Regions from separate parts of the Homo sapiens genome. Here region 1 is linked to region 2. Evidence: chromatin loops called from intact Hi-C (ENCODE). Cell type or tissue: heart left ventricle. All regions are shown on one strand. Links, peaks and the distances in the headings refer to the core of each region. The heading gives the core; the rest is flanking DNA. Region 1 holds the start of LOC105374260 (a long non-coding RNA gene). Region 2 has its middle 9.7 kb from the start of SST.

What was found. A loop is a pair of places that touch in the nucleus more often than their neighbours do. Peaks named below come from ENCODE experiments on the same cell type or tissue, not always from the same donor. Only the 100,000 strongest peaks of a DNase experiment are listed, where the experiment ranks them.
Region 1: a loop joins it to region 2, with 8 times the contacts of the local background. A loop is called at or near these places in 95 of 110 quality-filtered maps.

What each region holds. Positions count from the first base shown.
Region 1 is chr3:187,221,451-187,223,950 of GRCh38, forward strand. LOC105374260 (a long non-coding RNA gene) reads left to right here and starts at 1,576. Exons shown (of 3, transcript XR_007096209.1): 1 at 1,576-2,500. It also overlaps a transcript of MASP1 not described here. In heart left ventricle, for the core only: no CTCF peak of the experiment used is centred there; no DNase peak of the experiment used is centred there.
Region 2 is chr3:187,675,048-187,685,236 of GRCh38, forward strand. No RefSeq gene overlaps it. Among named protein-coding and RNA genes, the nearest start is that of SST, 9.7 kb to the left of the region's middle. In heart left ventricle, for the core only: CTCF peaks have their summits at 4,039 (motif pointing left) and 4,768 (motif pointing left); a DNase peak (open chromatin) is centred at 4,744; H3K27me3 peaks cover 746 bases.

The sequences.
Region 1 (2,500 bases), core at 1-2,500, 460 kb before region 2:
ATAGGACAATGTATACAAAAATGAAGTTTGGTTTTCTTTTGTCTCACCCCTACTGTAGGACCTAGAACATGTGGCTTACTCATTGTTTTTCAGACTCTGAGACCCTTTTTCCTCATCTGAAAAATGGAGGTTGCAGTATTTGATATACTAATCATTGTACAAAGAGGAGAGGCAGGAACAAGTGCTTTGTAAACTACACACACTGTATAAATATTAGCTACTGTGGAGTTATCACTGCTGGCTTTGCAGCAAGCACTTTGTTATGTTGTCCTCCCTCTCTACAGTATGAGCATCTGTCTCGATGCTGGATCTGTATTTTATGCATTTCTATCTTACATTGCTTGGAGCTTAGTAGATACCCAGAAAATATATATATTTTTTGCAATGCAGCAAAATCGATACATAAAAATAAGGCATTGTGACTATTATTGCCCTTGATCCAGTGTGGGGGTAACTGTTGGAGTAGATGTCTGGAATAAAAAGAGGAAACATATGATTCTCTTTCAGTCAAATCAAGAACTGAATGGGCCATATTCTCTAAATGGACAACTCCTGTTGCCCTTGCTGGGAGGAAACCAGAGGCCATTCAGATCCCTCTTGGGTCATGGCCTTCCCTGGATAAGGGGAGAGGAAGCCAGGGCAGGGTGGTCCTGAGGACAGATCCTCAGCAACTGCTGAGCACCTGATTCATCGTTCAGGTATCATTTCAGCATCACTTCCTTTGGGAATGCCTCCTGAACCCCTGAGACAAGATCAGATTCTCTTTCATATGTTCTGGAGCATCCTGCATTTCTCTCTCTCCACCTTTATCACATCCATAACTACTTTCTGTCCATTCCACTTGACCATGAGCCCAAGGGGGCCAGGGACCAGATCTATCCTTTTACCCCAGCACAGCTAGTAGCTAGTACAGTGTCTGGTACCAAGGAAACACCAAATAGACCCCCGGGAGTTAGTGAATGAAGGGATGAATGGTTGTTGCAAATCCCAAATTTTAAAATATGTCAAAATAATATATGTGGAAGAATTTAGAAACTAGCTGTGTCAGTCATAGGCCCCGGTGATATCAGAGCCAAGCAACTCTTTGATGGCAGCTCGTGTTGCCCCATAACTCTGCAGTTGGAAATAGTATCTTATGGTCTAGAGAGGCAAAATAACTTGCTTCAGATGACCCAGCAAGTTAGTGGGAGCCAAGACTTGAAACTATGGCTCCTTACTTTTAGTTAAGTGTTTTTTTTTTTTTTCCTTGAACTGATAGGAATATGAACTTCTAAGTGTAACTGCCAAGTTCATTACTGCAAGGACTGTGGTTCTCAAGAGCCTGGCTCATTCTGGCCAATTTGGTGTACAGTTCTCATGGTGCACAGCTGGATTGTCACCATGGGGGTGTCTAAACTTGCTGTTTTCTGGGAGAATTTTCATAAGCTAAGCCTTTAATAAGCTACCAGAAAAACTTAACCGTGTTTAGAGGCTAGAGTCCATGACATGTAGAACAAACAAATCAAGCTTTCTGGGGTTCAAAGTCCCATTGAACTTTGGAGGTGGGTCTGGGCTCCTAGTTTCCCACTCACCAACCCCCACCCAAGCCTCAAAATCCCTAAGGGAACAATACGGAGCAGGAAGGCCCAGTGCAGAGCTGAGGTGTCACTGTCTGTAGGTTATAAAGTGAACTTCACCTCCATCAGGGTCTCTGGGAACCTTTGCAAGAACTGCTTCCCCCAGCCGCTGACGATGACCATGGCTCCTGGAGGAGAGAAGATACTGTGAGAACAGAGAAGCTATCTGTGGGGTGTTTGGAGGGGTGCAGCTTGCAGCTCCATCATCCTCTTCTGTGGAGGAAAGACTGGATTGTTCTTCTCAGAGAAAGGTGGTGTGGTGGGGAGGAAGACGTGAAAGGCAGCTGGGCTACAGATTACCTGCAGCAGAGCTAGGGGCACTGGTTTCTATGATGTGTTACTGGCTTACTTGTTTAGTTTTCTATTCTGTCCCACCCTCAACTAGTCTGAAACCTAGGGTCCATGAGAGCAGAATCTCATTCTTGGTCACTGCTATATCACAGTGCCTATAGCAATGCTGTCACATAGTAGGTGCTCAATCAAGAACAGCGAATAAATAAAAAGCCCAGCCTAGTCCACTATGTGCTATGGTGCCTTTAGCCAGCCCTCCTCTCTGCTCCCCTTCTAAGCCTCTGTTTTCCTATCCATAAAATGAGGAGGCTGGACTTGGTATTCTCTAAAACCCCTTTCAGAGTTGACATTCTAGAAGTCTATGAAGTTGGTAAATCTGTGGGGCAATGTGGAAGTGGGTTGAGCACTGACAGAGCAATTATTTTCTCATTTGAAAAAGAGCCTGGATACTGAAAACAGTGTTGGGCTTAAAGTCAGAAAACCTGTACTATATCCCTAGATCTGCTTCATACAAGCTGCATCTCGGGTGAGTCACCTCACCCTGCTGATCCTTAGTTTTCTCGTTTGTAAATGAGGCTACAGTGCCACCTTGC
Region 2 (10,189 bases), core at 3,277-5,776:
CTCCTCTGTTTTTCTGAAACAAGATTTGAGAACCAAGTAAGACAATGTAAGTGAAAATGCTTAGCAGTCCGTAAAATGTCACAGGTTTTATTATTGCTGCTCAGATGGAGGCAACCAGTCCTAAGCCGAAGGTGATTCCAATGAACCAGTCAATCACTTTGGGAGCTGGAGACCCTGCTGAGGCTCTGACCCAAGAAGCATGCAGGCCTTTCTCACTGGGAATGTATAGGGTGTGATTTAAAGGTCTAGGAAGATCTCACAGAAATGCAGCAGATGGGTGGGGAAATCCCTCCATTAGAAAATAGTCTCTTCTTCCTTACATATACTTACCTTGGAGATATAACACATTAAAACTTAGTAACTATTAACATTTTAATATGGATTCATTTGTTGAATTGTCTTCTAGATTTATAGCTGGCTAGTGGAAGGTTTGATTTAAGTAAGCTGGGAGAAGGAGATCAATTTGGAGCAAGAAACCATGCAGCAGAGGGCAGATTGCACGAGATGAGCCGTTGGGGATGGCGGGAGGCTATGAGCATATAGATTCTTCAAGGGTGCTTGGATGAAAATCACATAGGGACCTTTTCTTCTAAGCAACCCCACCGTCATGGAGCACAAGAATTAAAACTTGCAACCCTCCAAGGGCTTCCATTCAGCTGGAAAATTCCCAGCTCAAGCCCCTGGAACTGCTGATTGTAGAAGAGCCAGACTTCCCTGCCAAATTGACTTTCACCAACTTCCACAAAGCCTAGGCTGAAGTGATTGCTTTAGGTAATAAAGGGCAAGAGACCTGTAAGGTTACCTGTTCCTTGGAAAGGGATGGGTGGTGACATCTCAGGTTCATTTCTTGCAGCAGTCTCCTATCCTGTCACTTTCTAGCTCAAAAGCTGTAAATGAGTCCCCAGTGCGAACGTGTTCAAATGCGCACACAGCAGTCTGACAGTTGTGTTTCCTTTGTGACTTTCCTATGAGTCTCCCTCTTCATGGTTCCTTGTCTGCCAGCCCTCCTAATCCCTCTAACCACTCACTCTTCCCTGTACCCTCCCACCTCCATTTGCACATGCCGTTTCCTCTCCTGGAATATCTTTAACCTGTCTCTAACTAATAAGATAATGTAGCCTATTCTAAGATGTTTCTGAGGGCTTCTCACTTAGAATCAACGGGGCCCACTCCTGTGTCCAAAAGTGTGGCTTTTGTGCCCCTAGTAGAGACCCTGACATATTTCTGTTCCTTGGGACTCTGTATGTCTCATCTAAAAGTGTCAAGGCTCTTGGGAGGCTGAGGCGGGTGGATCACTTGAGGTCAGGAGTTCGAGACTAGCCTGGCCAACATGGTGAAACTCGTCTCTACTAAAAATTTTTAAAATACACAAAAATTAGCAAGGCATGGTGGAAGGTGCCTATAATCCCAGCTACTTGGGAGGCTGAGGCAGGAGTATCACTTGAACCCAGAGGCTGCAGTGAGTTGAGATCATGCCACTGCACTCCAGCCCAGGCAACAGAGCAAAAACTCCATCTCAAAAAATAAAAAATAAAAATAAAAGTCTCGATGCTCACTGAGGGAAGAACCCTTGTCTCAGCTATCTTTACTTCCTCCTCAGTGATTATGAAAATGTTAAGCACAGAGTATTTGTTGAAAAATGATGGTTGAGTTGAAGACAAATTTATCTGTCTTTATTTGTGGGTCTCTGTGGATTCTGTGAGTAGGACAAGCCTAATGAAAGGCAGCTAACTGAGGTCTGTATTACTTGACACACACAAACACCCATAACCCCCAACCCTAGGTAGCTGATACTTTCAGGAACACATATCTACTGATCCCTTAGTCATCTCTGAGCTTCAGAAAGAATAAAAGCTCAGTGTAAATGTTTCTATATATTAAGAACTAACTGAATTTGTCATGTGAGTATGCTAACATAGTCACTGAAAGTGTAAGAGTTTTCATATTGATTGGAAGGCCAAGGGAGGAAAGATCTATTTACCACTGAAATAGGCACATGTTCCTGGTGCCATAGAAGTGAACAACAGTGCTAACTCACTTCTGTGTACTATTTCACAACTGCTTAAGTGTGTTAATAACATAATGACCCCAATCAAGCAAGGAAATGGAGGCCTAAGTTACAAAGCTAGTGTGCAGCTGGGCTGATGTCTGAGCCCTCATTTTCGCTCCAGCGTTTCCTTTCTCAGAGGAAAGGTAAGGTATGTAAGGAAGTTTTGTTCCTAATTCTCTCAGCTTCCCTTTCTCTTTGTGGGTCCTTTGGACTCTCCAGAAGCTTCTCACTTGTTGCTCTGATTTCTGCTCAGGGCTTCCCAATTAAATAAAATCGAACAGTGTTCCACCCCACTATGCCACCCAGAGAATATCTCCCACTTTACTTGACCTATTTTCCTTCCTAAAACCAGGCATTAAAACTGAGGTTTTCCAATGAGCCTTCCCAGGGCAGTCAACAGGGGTGGTGCTATCTTGGTCAGTGCAGGGTCTGGGAAATGAGGCCAGAAATCAATGGCCCCTTCCCCTGGAACAGTGGAAAATACATGGCAAAGTTTCCTTTTAAGATGATCCAGAAACCTCTATTTTGAAAAAGTATGATAGAAGCCACATAAACACAAAAATCACCCATGGAATGAAAGTATCTCTGCAACAGTTCCAATTTTCTCACACTCAAATTTATGAGTATTACTCTAGACAGGTGGTTCCTAACCTTGGCTTCACCCCAGGATTGCCTGAGAAACATTTATAAACCACAGATGCTTGGATCCCAACTGAAGTGATTCTGATTCACAGGTCTGGGCTGGGCTCAGATATCTGTATCTTTTAAAAGCTTAATTCTAGTCTGAAACTGGATTTTTACCGTCCTAGAAAACTATTAGGTCATAAACCACTGTCCACTGTCATTCCTCTCTTATCTCACTCAGCTCTGTTCCTTCTTCCCTCTCCCTGTCATCTTTCTCTTATATTTGTCTCTATTTTCTTCCTTTTTTTTTGCTTTCCTCTTGTCCCTGTCAATCCTCTGTCTCATTTTTCTTTTTTTTTTTTTTCTGGCTCCTATTTGTCTCTTCTTACTCAACCACTACTCCCCTTTTCCTTCTTGAGAACAGCAAGGGCGATGAGGTTGGCTTTGCCTTGTTGAGGTTAAAGCACCTGCTTCATTGACTTTCCTGTTATTACCCCTAGAGTTGAGGGCAGGGGCAGGACTGAAGCCAGAAATGGATCCACCTACTGACCAGAAACTAAAAAATGATCTAGTCCCACCCCTCAGTTTACATATGGAAAAACCAAAGCCAAGAGAAGGAAAAGGGCCCTCTCGAGGCCACATAACTAGTTTCAGAGTCAGAACCTCTGTTTTTTGTTTGTTTGTTTTTGTTTTTGTTTTGTTTTTGTTTTTGTTTTTGAGATGGAGTCTTGCTCTGTCACCCAGGCTGGAGTGCAGTGGTGTAATCTTGGCTCACTGCAACCTCTGCCTCCAGGGTTCAAGCGATTCTCCTGCCTCAGCCTCCCAAGTAGCTGGGACTACAGGGGAGCGCCATCACGCCCAGCTAATTTTTGTATTTTTAGTAGAGACGGGATTTCACCACATTCACCAGGATGGTCTCAATCTCTTGACCTTGTGATCCACACGCCTCGGTCTCCCAAATTGCTGTGAGCCACAGCGCCCAGCCGAACCTCTGATTTTTAATTCTATCTTCTCTCCTTGACACAAGTACACTGTGAGGTTCCTTGAATCTCTCTGACCAAGTGGTTGAAATACTCTTGCAAGATTGGCAATTCTTGTCCTGTTCTCTATGTATCCGGCAGTCAGCCAAATCCCATTCCCTGATAAGGGTATTAATCTACAGAGAAAGCTCTGGGGGTTCGTGTGCAGAGATTTGGAGATCCCCAGGTTGGACCTTCATGCTTTGTGTCTTTATCCTTCTGGCTGTGCATTTCCTAATCTTACAAAACAACCAGACCTGTCCTTTATCGCATGCTTCTGGGATGCTTCCGCCCACCAGAGAGAATGCTGTTGTTAAGCTGAGTTCTCCTGCCCTCTGCTGGCTTGACTGATAGAAGGCGCCATCTAAAATTTTAGGGCAGGATTTCATTCATTCTTTTATTTACTCCACCAACTTTCTAAGAGTGTTCACTATTAAAAAGGGTGCTCACTATGCACTATGTTATTGGTGCTGCAGTTGCAGAGAAGCATGCAAAATAAACTCTTCCTTCAAACATTCAATTATTAAACACTTTGTGCCAGTGTCTGGGCTGGGCATTCAGAGACTTGGCTTCAAAAAGAAGTCAAGATTTGGTAGCTTTTATAGATTTTTGTTCTGAGTCATAAAATCAAAGAATCAGCACTAACAGGGACTACAGATACCTTCTAATCCAGTGTATTCATTATAGCTCCTCTAATTAGGTCTAGAGTTCTCTGCACACAGTCCTTGGAGACTGTCAACATGGGGAGGACACCTGTCACAGGGATATTATTTCATTGATTAGGATTCTGCATAAAATCTCACAGAAACAAAGGGTTTCGAGGGGAAACAATGTTCGAAAACTGCAGATTTAATACAAACCCTCCTTTTGCATGTAATCCGAAAGCTTCCCAGCCTCACAAACCTGTACTTACAATCGATGTCACATTTTTAACTGATCTCACTGTTTACTGGCCTAATCCCTTTTTTTTTTTTCACCCATATCTCACTTTCTTTGCAAGGTCACCTTCTGGCCATGAGGCGGGGAGAGCTCCAAAGGAGGTTTTGCATGAGTTGAGCGCTCCCTCTTGTGGCTGTCCAGGATATTGCTTCTGTGCCTGGCCAGAGCTCCCTTGGTCCCAGGTCAATCCCAATGTTATGCCCAGAACTGAGGACGATTCCCTGATCCACAGCCCTCTTCATGCTGCTGTAAAGTGCCAGGGTGGAGTCTCATACACCGGTGGCTTTCAAACTTTTTGATGGGAACTTATGTGGGAAAGACATTTTACATCATGACCCAGTGCACTCATGCATGCCCACACATACATTTCTCAAAACAATATTTACCTTTATTTCTTACAATAAACTATGCTATTCCAATTATTTTCTATTTTGTTTATTTTTCTGTTTAATGCAGGTTGTAACTTGGTCATTAAGTGTGTGATCCACTCCTGAGTCACCAACATGAGTTTGGAATGCACTGCCTTGAGCCATGACCCACCTGCATGCACTCGGCTGGCACTTGGACCTTCTAGGCTGCCATTCTCTCCATGGCTACTCATTCCTAAAGAGTCACATGACAACAGTCCTTGCTGCCCTGGGATGCTGGAACTCCCCTCTTCTCTTATTTCTCTCCTCTGCCTTCCATCTTTTTAGAGGGTCTCACCGCAGAGCTGCTTAGGTCCCTGGTTGTTAAGACAGTGGTGTTTACCAAGAGCAGTGGGCTGAATGGTGGCCCACAAAAGACATGTCCACATTTTAACTCCAGGAACCTGTGAATGCAACTTTATTTAGGAAGAAAACAAAAGGATCTGTGCAGATATAAGTAAGTTGAGGATCTTCAGATAAGAGCATCCTGGATTATCCAGGTAGATCCTAAATCCAAAGATAAGGATACTTACAAGAGACAGAAGAGAAGACACAGACACAGAGACGAAGGCCACGTGAAGTCAGACACAGAGTGAAGGGACACAACCACAAGCCAAGGAATGCCTGGAGCCACCAGGAGCAAGAAGACACAAGGAATAATTCTACCCTATAGGGTAAGATTGGAAAGAGTGTGGCCTTGCTGACACCTCGATTTCAGATTTCTGTCCCCCAGAACTGCAAGAGAATACATTTGCCTTGTTTTAAGCTACTCGTTTGTGGCAATTTATTACAGCAGCCACAGGAAACACATATAGCCACACCTATCATTTCCCCAAGCTCCAAGGGGATCAGACAGAGCTGGATTTGAGTCTGTTCCACACCATACCCGGGACCACTGCTCCTTTCCAAACCCCAAGCTTTTACATAGAGTCGGGCCCATTCTACCAAACACCTTCTTCTTAAATATTAGATTAGACTAAGAAACTCTAGAGTCTGCTCTTGTGATGTTGCTCCTATTGCAAGACCCCACTTCACCACCCTCCCTTCTGGAAGACATGCTTCGGTCAGCTAAACCCCAACTGTGGACACGTTGGAATTTTTTCTCCCAAAGTTTCCTCAGATGTTATGCACATCAGTTTTTAAGGCTGGAAAGCAGGTGTAGCATGTCAGTAGGGATGGTGGGTTAGGTGTGAAGATAAAAGCCCAGAAGAGTGAAATGATTTGCCCAAAGCTGCACAGTAAATATGTGGCAGGTGGATGCTTTCTCTGAATGCTAACAACATAAATATGGAGAGTTTCAGGGGTTTTTCTCCCTTCCCACTGCATTAAAGGTAAGGTAAGATCAAGCCTACCTTTCTCAGGTATATTTTGCCTCAACTCAGCTTTTGACCTGTTTATATCACCAACTGCTTTGCTTGCTTAAGGGAAATCACTGCTCTCTCCTGTTTACCTCAGCTCTGCAGTTCCTTGCCATAAAAACTTTCTGATAAATTGGTGAACCAATGCCATGCCTTAGAGGAAAATAATAATAATAAACTATTGGCATAGCCGCATTTGAAAGCAGGAGTCACAGGGAAACAGATGTCAGCCTTGGGTTCTTAACAAGAGAACTAGTTCAGCAGAAAAACTGTGTTCTTAGAACCAGGGAGAGGCAAGATAAACTCTAGTCAGAAAAGATTCCCACAATGAGCAATGAGCACAGGAGAAAACTTCCCAATCTCCTCTAGTCCTTAGATTCCATGTCTGTCTAGAGCTGTTCCTTCAGACCCTAATCCTCATTTTCTTCTTTAAGAGGCCGGGCCAGGTGCTGTGGCTTACGCCTGTAATCCCAGCACTTTGGGAGGCCGAGGTGGGCGGATCACCTGAAGTCAGGAGCTCAAGACAAGCCTGCCCCACATGGCGAAACCCCATCTCTACTAAACATACAAAAAATTAGCTGGGCGTGGTGGCCCATGCCTATAATCCGAGCTACTCAGGAGGCTGAGGCAGGAGAATTGCTTGAACCCCGGAGGTGGAGCTCGCAGTGAGCCGAGATCGTGCCACTGCACTTCAGCCTGGGTGACAAGAGCAAAACTCCATCTCAAAAAAAAAAAAAAAAAAAAAAGGCTGGACCTTTCTGCACACTTTTTACAACTTCAGAGGAGATTGATGCAAAAAACATACACCATCGTCCCAGAACCTACAACATAGGTTCCCACAACTAAATAATTCTGAAACGAGACAAGCTCCTTGTGGTTTGTTGTTGTTTGCTTGCTTATTACAGCAATTATCTTATTGTCTGTCAATAGCATGTTTGCGAGTCTGGTTCCTTGCAAAAGGCTTTGTTGTAAAAAGACTTTCCTCAACAACAAAAACTGTGCCTTCTGACCAGGAGCTGTGACTCACGCCTATAATCCCAACACTTTGTGTGGCCAAAGTGAGAGGATCATCTGAGCTCAAGAGTTTGAGACCAGCCTGGCAAACACAGTGAGTCTCCGTCTCCATACACACAAAAAATAAGTTTTAAAATTTAGTTGGGCATGTTGGCATGCACCTGTAAGTCCTAGCTACTTGGGAGGCTGAGGTGGAAGGATCACTTGAGCCAGGGAGATAGAGGCTGCAGTGACCCATGATTGCACCACTGCACTCCAGCGTGGGTGACAGAGTAAGACCCTGCCAGAAACAAAAACAAAAACAAACATCAAAAATAACTTGTCTCCTGGCACTTTGGGAGGCCGAGGCAGGTGGATCACGAGGTCAGGAGATCGAGACCATTCTGGCTAACACGGTGAAACCCCGTCTCTACTAAAAATACAAAAAATTAGCCAGGCGTGGTGGTGGGCGCCTGTAGTCCCAGCTGCTTGGGAGGCTGAAGCAGGAGAATGGCATAAACCCAGGAGGCGGAGCTTGCAGTGAGCAGAGATCGCGCCACTGCACTCCAGCCTGGGTGACAGAGTGAGACTCCGTCTCAAAAAAAAAAAAAAAAAAAAAAAGAACTTGCCTTCCTGTCATGGCTTCCCTAAAAAATTGTCTGGAAAATACCAATGCAAAATACTTGTGAGACATTGAAGGCGTGTTGACTCTAACCTCTGTTCTTACCATTGTCTGTCCTTCCTTTTTGAAGCCACATCTTACTACTCACTTCTTGTAAATTCTTCTTTAGATGTGTGTTTCTTCTTAGTCTCTCTCCATTGTCATCATAACGGACTACCACTCTAATTCAGGACCATATTAGGTCTCCTGTAAACTATTTTAAAATCTTCCTAACTAGCTTTCTCATCATCAGTCCATCCCTTCCCTCTGCTCTCATTAGCTGCCACTAACTGCTAACCTCGTCTCTTCCAATTTATTCTATACCGTACGGTCTGAGTCCAATTCCGGATACATATCTGATCATATCATTGTCTCCCTTCAAAACTTCAAATACAAATCACTGTTTCCAAAAAAATACCCACACTCCTTATGCAGGTTTTTGAAGCCCTTAAGAATGTAGTTCCAACTTCTCCTCCTTCAGTTTTATTTCCCACTGATGCTTCACCCTTCAGAAAACATATGTGCTCACCATTTTCTAAAATGTTCCACATATTTTAGTCTCAAACTGCTTGTCTTGTTCCATCTGTATGCAATACGTTCATGCCCATCTCCTTCTATCAAAGTCTACTTGCTCCTTAGGGAGCATTTCCAACTTCGTATCCTCCTGGAAGAAGTGGATACTGATATTTGGAGACCTGGAACTTATACAATTTGGTATGGAGTAGGGAGCTCTTTAGGAAAAAAAGAATACAAAATTATGAATAAAAAAACTCTTCATAGAGGAAGTTTAATAGAGATTCATAGAACAAAAATGTTTAAACATATTGAACACCAAGACTCTGAGATAAATGCACTAGAAAACAGCGAAGCAGGATGATTGTAAAGATAAGTGTAAAATGCTCCTTACCCTCAAGAAATTTATAATAAAGCAGGAGTTTTAGAGACATGATAACAGCTATCATACAGAACAGGATGAGTTCATTAAGTACAGACTCCAGAAACAGGTTGTGGCAACATGCCAGATGATGTTCCAACATGCTTAATTAATGTTGTCTCAGGGTGTCAAAGACTACTTCCTAAAGAATGGCATTTATTGTGGGACTTAAATAAAGGGAATAAGCCAACTTTTGGTGAAGATTGGGAGCCCAAGAATTGAAAGCTTGGAGATCCATGTGTCTAAGGAGAGGGAACAGTAAAAATGCTCAGTGTGTTTCAAAACAACACATAGTGCTATGTGACCAATGCCCTGTGACTGCTTCTATGTTGGACCACAGTGCCAGCGTACCAGTTGATGACCCAGGAGACGAGCCTGATATATTAGTTGTGATTAGTTTCAGCTTCAAATGACAAATAAATAACCATGGCTTTAAAAGCAGAGAAGTTTATTTCTCTCTCACATAAAATTTCAGGCGGATGGTTCAGGGCTAATAAGGCATGATGGTAGCTACCAAGGTAACTTCTATTTTGTTCCTCTCTTCTGTGTGGTCTTGAACATGATCAAAGATGGTAACATCTGTGTTGAGGCAGTAGGATAGGAAAAATAAAGAATAAAGATGAAAGTGAAACACATGGTCATCATCTATGGGAGGTGGTATTTTCCAGTGATGATTATAGTGATGTTCTTACAAAATGATTTTGACATATCTTCTATTGAAAGGTAGGGTCTTTGCCCCCAGTCTTTAAAACTAGGCAGATTTTATGACTGTTCTGATTAATAGGCTATATTAGGATTGACACTATGTGAGTTCCAAGCTAAGTCATAAAATAAAATTTTACTTCTGCTTTCCTCACTGAAATATTCATTCTTATTGCCTTCAGCCACTAGAGCAGTTTAATTGCCCCAAGGTGGCCATGCTGTGAGGAAGTCCAAGAGCCCATATGGAGAGAAGACCTGGAGAAGTCTCAAGACCACATGAAGGAAGAGAGTTACCCAGCCAGCCCTAAACGCTGGCTGCAACTGCAACCACTGTCTGACTGTAATTCCACAAAATACCCACAATCAGAACATCTTCTCATATTTCTGACTCACAGAAACCACAAGAGATAAGAAAATGAATACTGTCATTTTATGTTACTAAATTTTGGGATGGTTGGTTAAACAGCAATAGACGACCTAAACATTGTTTGTTTAAAAAGTT